Regions from separate parts of the Homo sapiens genome. Here region 2 is linked to region 1. A link is an interaction called in ENCODE POLR2A ChIA-PET data of the cell type or tissue named here. Cell type or tissue: endothelial cell of umbilical vein. All regions are shown on one strand. Links, peaks and the distances in the headings refer to the core of each region. The heading gives the core; the rest is flanking DNA.

Region 1 (4,414 bases), core at 296-4,295:
GTTATTGATACAGGGTTGAATAAGCTTAGAGAGTGAATGAATATGTTATGTCTTCCTTACAAGAGAAAAATAACAGCATAGGACTACCTCCTCTCAAAAATGTAAGAAGATCCCCTTGTAACAACGACCAACTGGTATATTGCCATCAATCAATCCATGTGCCTTTATTTTTAGCATACTTGTAATAAGAGAACAAGTGTTTATTCAGAGAGGCAGTATGAAACATAAACTTTAAGGCAAGATTGCCTGAAAGATTGCCTTAAATCCTGGCCTCATTACTTAGCAGCTGTGTGGCCTTGGGCATGTGTCTTACTTCTTCCTAAAAAACTAATACTACCTTTTCAATAATATGTTTATGAGGATTAAATGTAAGTTCTTTTTATATTAGCTATGATCATATATCAAGCCCTGCAACAAACATACAAGGAAGTCATTTTTACCTCTATCTTATAATAGAAGAAACTGAGACTTAGAGTCCTTAAGTGATTTGCCTAAGGTCACTCAACATTTAAATAGTGGAACAAAATTTCAAAATCAAATGCATATCCTTCCCCTTCCCAGGCTCCCCAACCCACCCAAAATGCTTTCATCCACTAAATTACGTTCTTTCATTCAGGATATAAATCAGTCTGTCATTTTAAAGATCTCTGAAACCATCATTAGGTTGTTCTTTTGAGAACATATCTCCTATTATTTCTGAGAGGTCGTACATGTTAGCTCATTTAATTCCTTATTCAGGTAAATGAAATCTATTATTTTTCATCTTCTCCTCATTGTAGTGATGAGAATCAATGATCATTATCTACAATATAAAAGGCTTTTGTTATGTGAAAAGCAGTTATTAATTTTAGAGAAGATAACAAATTAAGTCTAAAATTTCACATATACAAGAGCAATTAAAGGGCCTTTGGCCATACAATCTCATTCTCCATGAATGGTCTCTTGACATCTCTGCATCTCATTTTATAAATCTTCCAAATAATTAGTCACCTTATTATATTTACCCAAGGATAATCTCGAAGAGACACAAATTACATATTTATAAAATACATTCTGACTATTGGATGAATTAGCTTTGACAGCGCAGTGCCTTTTTTCCTGCATCTTTTTATTCTAGTCGCGACAGACATATGAAACTTTAAGAAGTACGCTGAAATTTGGATTTTAGTTTTACTTGCTGGTTTTGACAAAAAAAAAAAAAAACAAAAACACAAGGCAAGCAAACAAATAAACAAAAATGAAACAAACAAGAAACCTCTTGTGCCTTTCATTTAAGGAAAAAAGATGTTGAAATTACAAAATGCCATGATCAAAGTCAATTTTTAAATTTCTACAAGCTCAGATTTTGATACAATAATTTTACAGAAAAATCACTCAAATGCATGAATTTGCATTGTTATATGTTTAGAGCTAATCAAGAAAAATTTAATCTTTTTTATTTTGCACTTAAATAAGTAAATTCCATAGATTGGTATCAATATACCAGAGTTTTTTGTTGTTGTTGTTAATTTACCTTATACGATGACTCACATTTCTATCATTATGTTGATAGTAAAATATGAAACTGACCTTAACTACTGACCCCTTGTTTCAAAATGTTTATACTGCTATTGTTATTTAAATATTAGAGGTCTGGATGTTTGTAATAAATCCTTAATAGCTCCAGTCAGGAGGGGTGCTTGGTACTGCTACATGGAAAGTAGTTCAAGACCCAGCCTATTAACAATACTAGATGACGAGTTAGTGGGTGCAGCGCACCAGCATGGCACATGTATACATATGTAACTAACCTGCACAATGTGCACATGTACCCTAAAACTTAAAGTATAATTAAAAAAAAAAAAAAAAAAGCTCAAAAAAAAAAAAAAAAAAAACAATGCAGGCTCTTAGTTGGAACCCTTATACTTAGGAGTAGTGGAGAATCAGAGGCAGATCTAGTCTTAACAAAAACTACAAAACGGCTTAGAGTCAGTTCTGACCTTGAGCAAATTAAGGTTATCTGCCCTTACTCCAACTGATCTACAAGAAATAAGATGAATCCTCACAGAAAAAGGTAACAACATTCTGAGATTCTACAAGTTACCATATGTAATATTTGACATTCAATAAAAAATTGCTAGGAATATAAAACATAAGGCCAAGAGGAAAATAAAAATACAGATGACCTGGTTATTGGAGTTATCAAATACAGACTTTAAAATAACTTAATGTTTTCAAGAAAATGAATACACAATGGATAGGTTTTCCCTAGAGAATTAAAACCAGTGAAAGAGAATCATATTGAATGTCTAAATCTAAAAGAATTATATTGATTAACATTCAAAATTTAATACATGAGTTGAATGATAACTTTCAGATGTTATTAGACAAACAGAAGATGAGGCAGTTGAATATTTACAGCCTGAAGCATAGAGAGCAGAAAAGGTAATAGCTATGTAAAAGGACACAATAGATAATATGGGGTCAGTAAAGATATATGTAATATATTTGTACTTACTGTCCCAGATGTGTAGGAGAGAAAAAATGAGAGGCAGAAGCAATATTTGAAAAAAAAAAAACTTTTCCAAAACTAAAGACATTAACTTGCAAATTTATTAATTTATAAATTTTGTTTTAAAATCCAAGCAGATTAAACATGAAAATATTCACACCCAAAGGCATTAGAGAAATACTGCTGACTTCCAATATCAAATAACCATTGGAAGAAAAGATTGATTTATTGCCTCAAATCAGTACCAATCTGACATCTAACATTTCAATAGAAACAGTAAAGAGTATAAGAAAGTAGAATTAATCTTATTAAACAAGTCAGTGGGATTATCATTATTATTAATCTCTAAGATGATACAATAAAATAATTTTAAAGCGGCAACAAAGTAAATACATTTTTAGATGTAAAAAAAAGAATTTGTCATCTGTGTACTTACACTAATGCAAATACTAAAATTTTTTTTAATCGGGCAAATAAAAATGATCTGAGATGGAAAAATAGTAAGGCGTGAGGGAATAAAAAGCAATGATAAAGGTAAATGTGTGAGCATATACAAATATCCCTATACAGGACAGCAATAGCAGAATAATAACATTAGTAATAATTATAATAATTATGAGGTGGTTAAGGAGGATATCTTATAAACTATATATTGTGTGCATTTGTGTGTGGAAATTAATAAACTGATTTTAACGTACACATGGAAATGAACAGGGCCAAAATGACCAATATAATCTTAAAGAATAACAACATTGAAAGACTTTTCAGATATTGAGACTTACTATAGTGCCATGGAAATGAAGAACATGTGGTATTGGAGCAAAGAGATATATAGATCAATGGAAAAAGAATAGGGTCAAGAAACAGATTCAGATGCATATAATCACCTGATTTATGAAAAATACTCTACTGAAGTGCTCCAGGGAAGGGATTTTTTTTTTCTTTTAAATAAACAGGACTGAATCAATCAGAAAATTAGAAGTGCATGTGGGAAAAAGTGAATGCTGACCTTTAATTTACGCTAAAGGAAGAAAACTCTTGACTGCTACTTTGTACTTAAGAAGAAAACATAAGAGAACATCCTCATGACTCTGGATAGCAAACATTTCTTAAATAGGACATTGAGAAGTACCAACCATAAAGAAATAGTGATAAACCATAAAGAAATAGTGATAAACATGGACTACATTATGATGAAGAACTCCTGCTTATCAAAAGATACTGTCATGACAATAAAAATCAGGCATGGGGGAAGCTGTTACACATGTATCCTACAAGGACTTCTATCTAAAATATATAAAGAACTTCTACTTATTAATAAACAGCCAACCGCCTCCCCTCACCATAAAAATACGTTAAATATCTTAAAGACAGTTTACAAAAGATGATACATAAATGCCAACAGCCATATGAAAAAATACTCAATATCATTATCATCAAAGAAATGCAAATTAAATTCACAATTAAATATCGCCACACAACACACAGAACAGCTTAAAAGAGAAAAGATTGACCAGACCAAGTCTTCACAGAAGGTGGATAACTAGAACTTTCATAAAACTGTTGTTGGCCTGTCATTTAGTAAAAACACTTTGGAAAATTGGCAGAATCTTCTAAAGCTAAAAATACATATGTTCACTTTTCTACTATTTCCATTCCTAATTATATACTCAACAAAACTGCACACATATGATTAACCAAAGTCATGCATAAGAAGGTTCATGGTAGCATTATTTGTAATAGCCTCCAACTGAAAGCTACTCAAAATGACCACTAACAGTCAAATGGATAAATACATTCTGGTATATTCCTGTAATGGAATGTTGGTATATTCCCCACAATATTTAACAGTAAGAGCGAACACCCTAACTGCTACACAAGAGAAATCAATGAATTTCACAAATACAATATTGAACAAAGGCA
Region 2 (4,414 bases), core at 255-4,254, 130 kb before region 1:
TGAGAAGTACTGGTTGGGAACTTTGCAGAATGAACCTCAACTGGGATTTGTGTGATGTTTTTGTAATGATTAGACCGGGTTTATTGGTTTTGTGAGGAAGACCACAAAGACAGAGTATCGTTTTCACCACATCATATCAAATGTGAACTCTATCAAGATGAGTTACCATTCTTGCTGTCAATCTTATTACCTGGCTGAGGTAGTTTTTTTCTTCAGGTTTTTCTATTTTTTACACATTTCTCCCTCCCTTTGCATACTGTATTATTTGGAAGGAAGTCACTATGTACAGCTCATACTTAAGGAATGAGGAACATTACTTTTGAAAACAGAAATTTAGTAGCCTTAACTCAAGAAATATAAGACTGGTTAATTTTGATATTTCTGTCATAGGGTTCATTATATAACCATTACAAATAACATTAAAAAAATCAATTTCATGTCAGGGAAAAATATTCAAACAGAATAAGTGAAAGAGGTACTGCATACAACATAAAACTCATTGCAAAAATATACATATCTAAAACAAAATAGTATGAAAATAGTGTTTATAAGGTCAATTTAAACATCCTTTTATGTTTCTGATTTTCCAAATTTACTACTACTTCTTACTTTATAATCAGAAATGTAGTTTTCAAAAACTAAATTAAGGCACTTTTTCCACTAAAGGGATATGTTTACCAGATGGACTGGACATATTTATGTTGGCTGGACAGTGTACTCACTCCTTGTAATAGGGCTGGAAGTCCACAGACAAATTTTTCTCTGTTCCCTTTGTTTACTGTAATAAGTGATGCCCTAACACACACATTCCCAGACTCACACCTAAGTAAACACATTCTTTCTTCAAGATTCTTTAATAGCATAGAAGTACAACTTTAGAAATACTAATGTTAATATATTACTTAAATCCTAATTGAATTTTACGCTTTTGTTGATTATGCATTAATAGACTTAGATTAAATGAGGGATCTCATCAATTTAAAACTGAAAAAACATTTTTTTGGTTGCTAAGAATATTAGTATATTATCAAACTCTTGCTGCCACAAAATTTGATTAATCTTTCCATTTAGAGAAAATTATCAATCCACATGTTGTTGTAAGAAATTACACAAAGAGATCCCTTATACTTTTTATGCAGTTTCCCCCAATAGTAACATCTGGCAAGATTATAGTGTAATATCACAACCAGAACATGGACTTTGGTACAATCCACTGATCTTACAAAAAATGTTCTCAGTTTTACTTGTATTCATTTGTGTGTGTGTGTGTGTAGTTCTACGCATTCTATCAGAGGTGTAGATCTGTGTATCTACCACCATAGTCAATACAGGAACAGTTCCATCACCACAAGGATATCTCATGTTTATCTTTTATTACTGTACCCACTCCCTTCTGACCACCAGTTTCCATGTCTAATCCCTAGAAACCACTAATCTGTTGATTTCTGTAATTTTGTTACTTCACAAATGCTATATAAATAGATTAATATAGTCTGTGAGCTTTTGAGATTAGTTTTTTCCCCTCACTCAGCCTACAGCCTTTGAGATTTATCCAAATTGTTGCATGTAACGAATCTCCGAAGACTGCTTAGACCCCTGCTCGTACTCCCCATAACGTAGACCTCTAGGATAGTCACATTCCTGATTTTTGACACCATAGAGCATTTTTGTCTACTTTTGAACTTTACATAAATAGATTTCCATAGTCTGTACTTTTGCATCTGGCTTCTTTTGTTTAACATTGTGTTTGTGAGATTAATTCAAAATCTAGCCTTTCATGGCATGTAGTAGGGTTTATTCATTCTCACGTTGTGCAGTATTCCATTTATTAATCTATCAAGTCACCCATTCTACTGTTAACTACATATGTTTCTTGTTTTTAGATATTATGAATAATATTGCTATAAAAATTCTTGTATGTATTGCCCTGCGAACCCATTGAATCATTTCTTTCGAGTGTACCCTTATGAGAAGAATTGCTGGCTCAGGTAGTATGCATATATTCAGCTTTAGTAGATGTGACCAAATAGTTTTCCAATGTGATTGTGCTAATTTCTGCTCCCACTAGCAGTGTATGAGAGCTACCTATCCAAATATGTGTTGTAAATTTCCTTTCTTTTTACACTGGAGAAACTGAGATTGAATATACTTAAGAGTTTCTTAATGTCACACAACTGAAAGGAAAACTTCCTGGTTTTAACCTAGGTTTCCTAAATCTAGTCATATTCATTTTCTAATTTACTATCATGTCAAATACTTAACTTTTATCACTGTACCTACCTTCTACTTTTTCCATAAGTGAATTTCCATACATTTTGTGCCTCTAATGTTCTTCTACTCAAAGACTAATCCAAGACGATCACAGTTGCTCCCTAACTCTGCCAACTCAGCTGTCTCCTTTTACTTTTTTTTTTTTAATTAAAACAACACACATTTATTGTCTCACACATTTCTTGTCTTAGTTATCATTCTCAGTATCAAAAGTCTCGGAACGGTGGCTCAATGGGGCCCTCTGATTAGGATCTCATGAAGCCTAAAACAAGGCCTGTGTTCCTTTCTAGAGACTTGGGATGAATCCATTTCCAAGTTAATTCAGGTTGTCAGCCAAGTTCAGTGTCTTGCAGCTGTAGGACAGAGGTCTCTATTTCCTTGCTGGCTGTTAGCCAGGAGCCAGTCTTTGTTCCTAGAGCCTGCCTACATCCTTCCTATACTTAATGTGGTGCACCTCCGGCAATGGCAGATAGGGTATCTCTCATGCTTGGGATCCCTCTGACTTCTGCTGCATCTCTCCCTGACTATAGCCACAGAAAATTCTTTGCTTTCAAGAGTTTCTGTGATTAGATTGAATCAACCTGAAAAATCCAGAATAACCTGCAAAGACTCTTTGCCATGTAATGGGGATTAGAGAGTATACATCTTTTTGGGGGAGGTGGGAGCATTATTCTGTCTACTACATTGCATGTATCCATAGTTTGTTTCTTTTTAAAATTTTTTTATTTTTCTATATGTTATTGGGGTACAGGTGGTGTTTGGTTACATGAGTAAGTTCTTTAGTGGTGATTCGTGAGATTTTGGTGCACCCACTACCCGAGCAGTATACACTGCACCCTATTTGTAGTCTTCTATCCCTTGCCCCTCTCCCATCCTTCCCCCCAAGTCCCCAAAGTCCATCGTATCATTCTTATGCCTTTGCATGCTCATAGCTTAGCTCCCACATACCAGTGAGGACATACAATGTTTGGTTTTCCATTCTTGAGTTACTTCGTTTAGAATTATAGTCTCCAGTCTCATCCAGGTCACTGCAAATGCTGTTAATTCATTCCTCTTTATGGCTGAGTAGTATTCCATCATTCACCACAGTTTCTTTATCCACTCGTTGATGGATGGGCATTTGAGTTAGTTAGTTCCACAAAGTTTTCTATAGTGGCTGTACTAGTTTACATTCCCACCAGCAGTGTAGAAGTGTTCCCTGATCACTGCATCCACGCCAACATCTACTGTTTTTTGATTTTTCGATTGTAGCCTTTCTTGCAGGAGTTAGGTGGTATTGTATTGTGGTTTTAATTTGCATTTCTCTGATCATTAGTGATGTCGAGTATTTTTTTCATATATTTATTGGCCATTTGTATATCTTTCTTTGAGAATTTTCTATTCATGTCCTTAGCATACTTTATGATCCGATTGTTTGAGTTTCTTGTAGATTCTGGATATTAGTCCTTTGTCAGATGTACAGATTGTGAAGATTTTCTCCCACTCTGAGTTGTCTGTTTATTCTGCTCACTTGGTATTAGGGTGAGACTGGCTTCATACAATGAATTAGGGAGGGTTCCCTCTTTCTCTATCTTGTGGAATAGTGTCAATAGGATTGGTACCAACTCTTCTTTGAAGGTCTGGTAGAATTATGCTGTGAACACATCTGGTCCTGAACTTTTTTTGTTGGTAATTTTTAAATTACAGTTTCAATCTCACTGTTGTTACTGGTCTGTTTAGGGTATCTAATTCTTCCTGATTTAAGCTAGGAAGGTTGTATTTTTCCAGGGATTTCTCTACCTCTTCTAGGTTTTCCAGTTTATGTGTGTAAAGGTGTTCATAGTAGCCCTGAATGATCTTTTGTATTTCTGTGGTGTCAGTTGTAATATCTCCAATTTCATTTCTTATTGAGGTTATTTGTTTTCTCCCTCTTCTTTTCTTGGTTAATCTTGCTAATGGTCTGTCATCTATATTTATCTTTTCAAAGAACTGGCTTTTTGTTTCACTTATCTTTTGTATTTTTTTGGTTTCAATTTAATTTAGTTCTGCTCTGATCTTGTTTATTTTCTTTCTTCTGCTGAGTTTGGTTTGTTCTTGTTCCTCTAGTCCCTTGAGCTGTGACTTTAGAATATCCATTTGTGCTTTTTTAGTCTTTTTGATGTAG

Evidence for each region. Peaks named below come from ENCODE experiments on the same cell type or tissue, not always from the same donor. Only the 100,000 strongest peaks of a DNase experiment are listed, where the experiment ranks them.
Region 2: POLR2A ChIA-PET joins it to region 1 with 5 read pairs; 2 of 35 experiments call an interaction of 5 or more read pairs at or near these places.

Annotation. Positions count from the first base shown.
Region 1 is chr14:85,028,816-85,033,229 of GRCh38, reverse strand. No RefSeq gene overlaps it. Among named protein-coding and RNA genes, the nearest start is that of SNORD3P3, 240 kb to the left of the region's middle. In endothelial cell of umbilical vein, for the core only: no CTCF peak of the experiment used is centred there; no DNase peak of the experiment used is centred there.
Region 2 is chr14:85,163,546-85,167,959 of GRCh38, reverse strand. The region is part of intron 3 of LOC105370604 (a long non-coding RNA gene); the gene reads left to right. Among named protein-coding and RNA genes, the nearest start is that of SNORD3P3, 110 kb to the left of the region's middle. In endothelial cell of umbilical vein, for the core only: no CTCF peak of the experiment used is centred there; a DNase peak (open chromatin) is centred at 2,659; H3K27ac peaks cover 711 bases.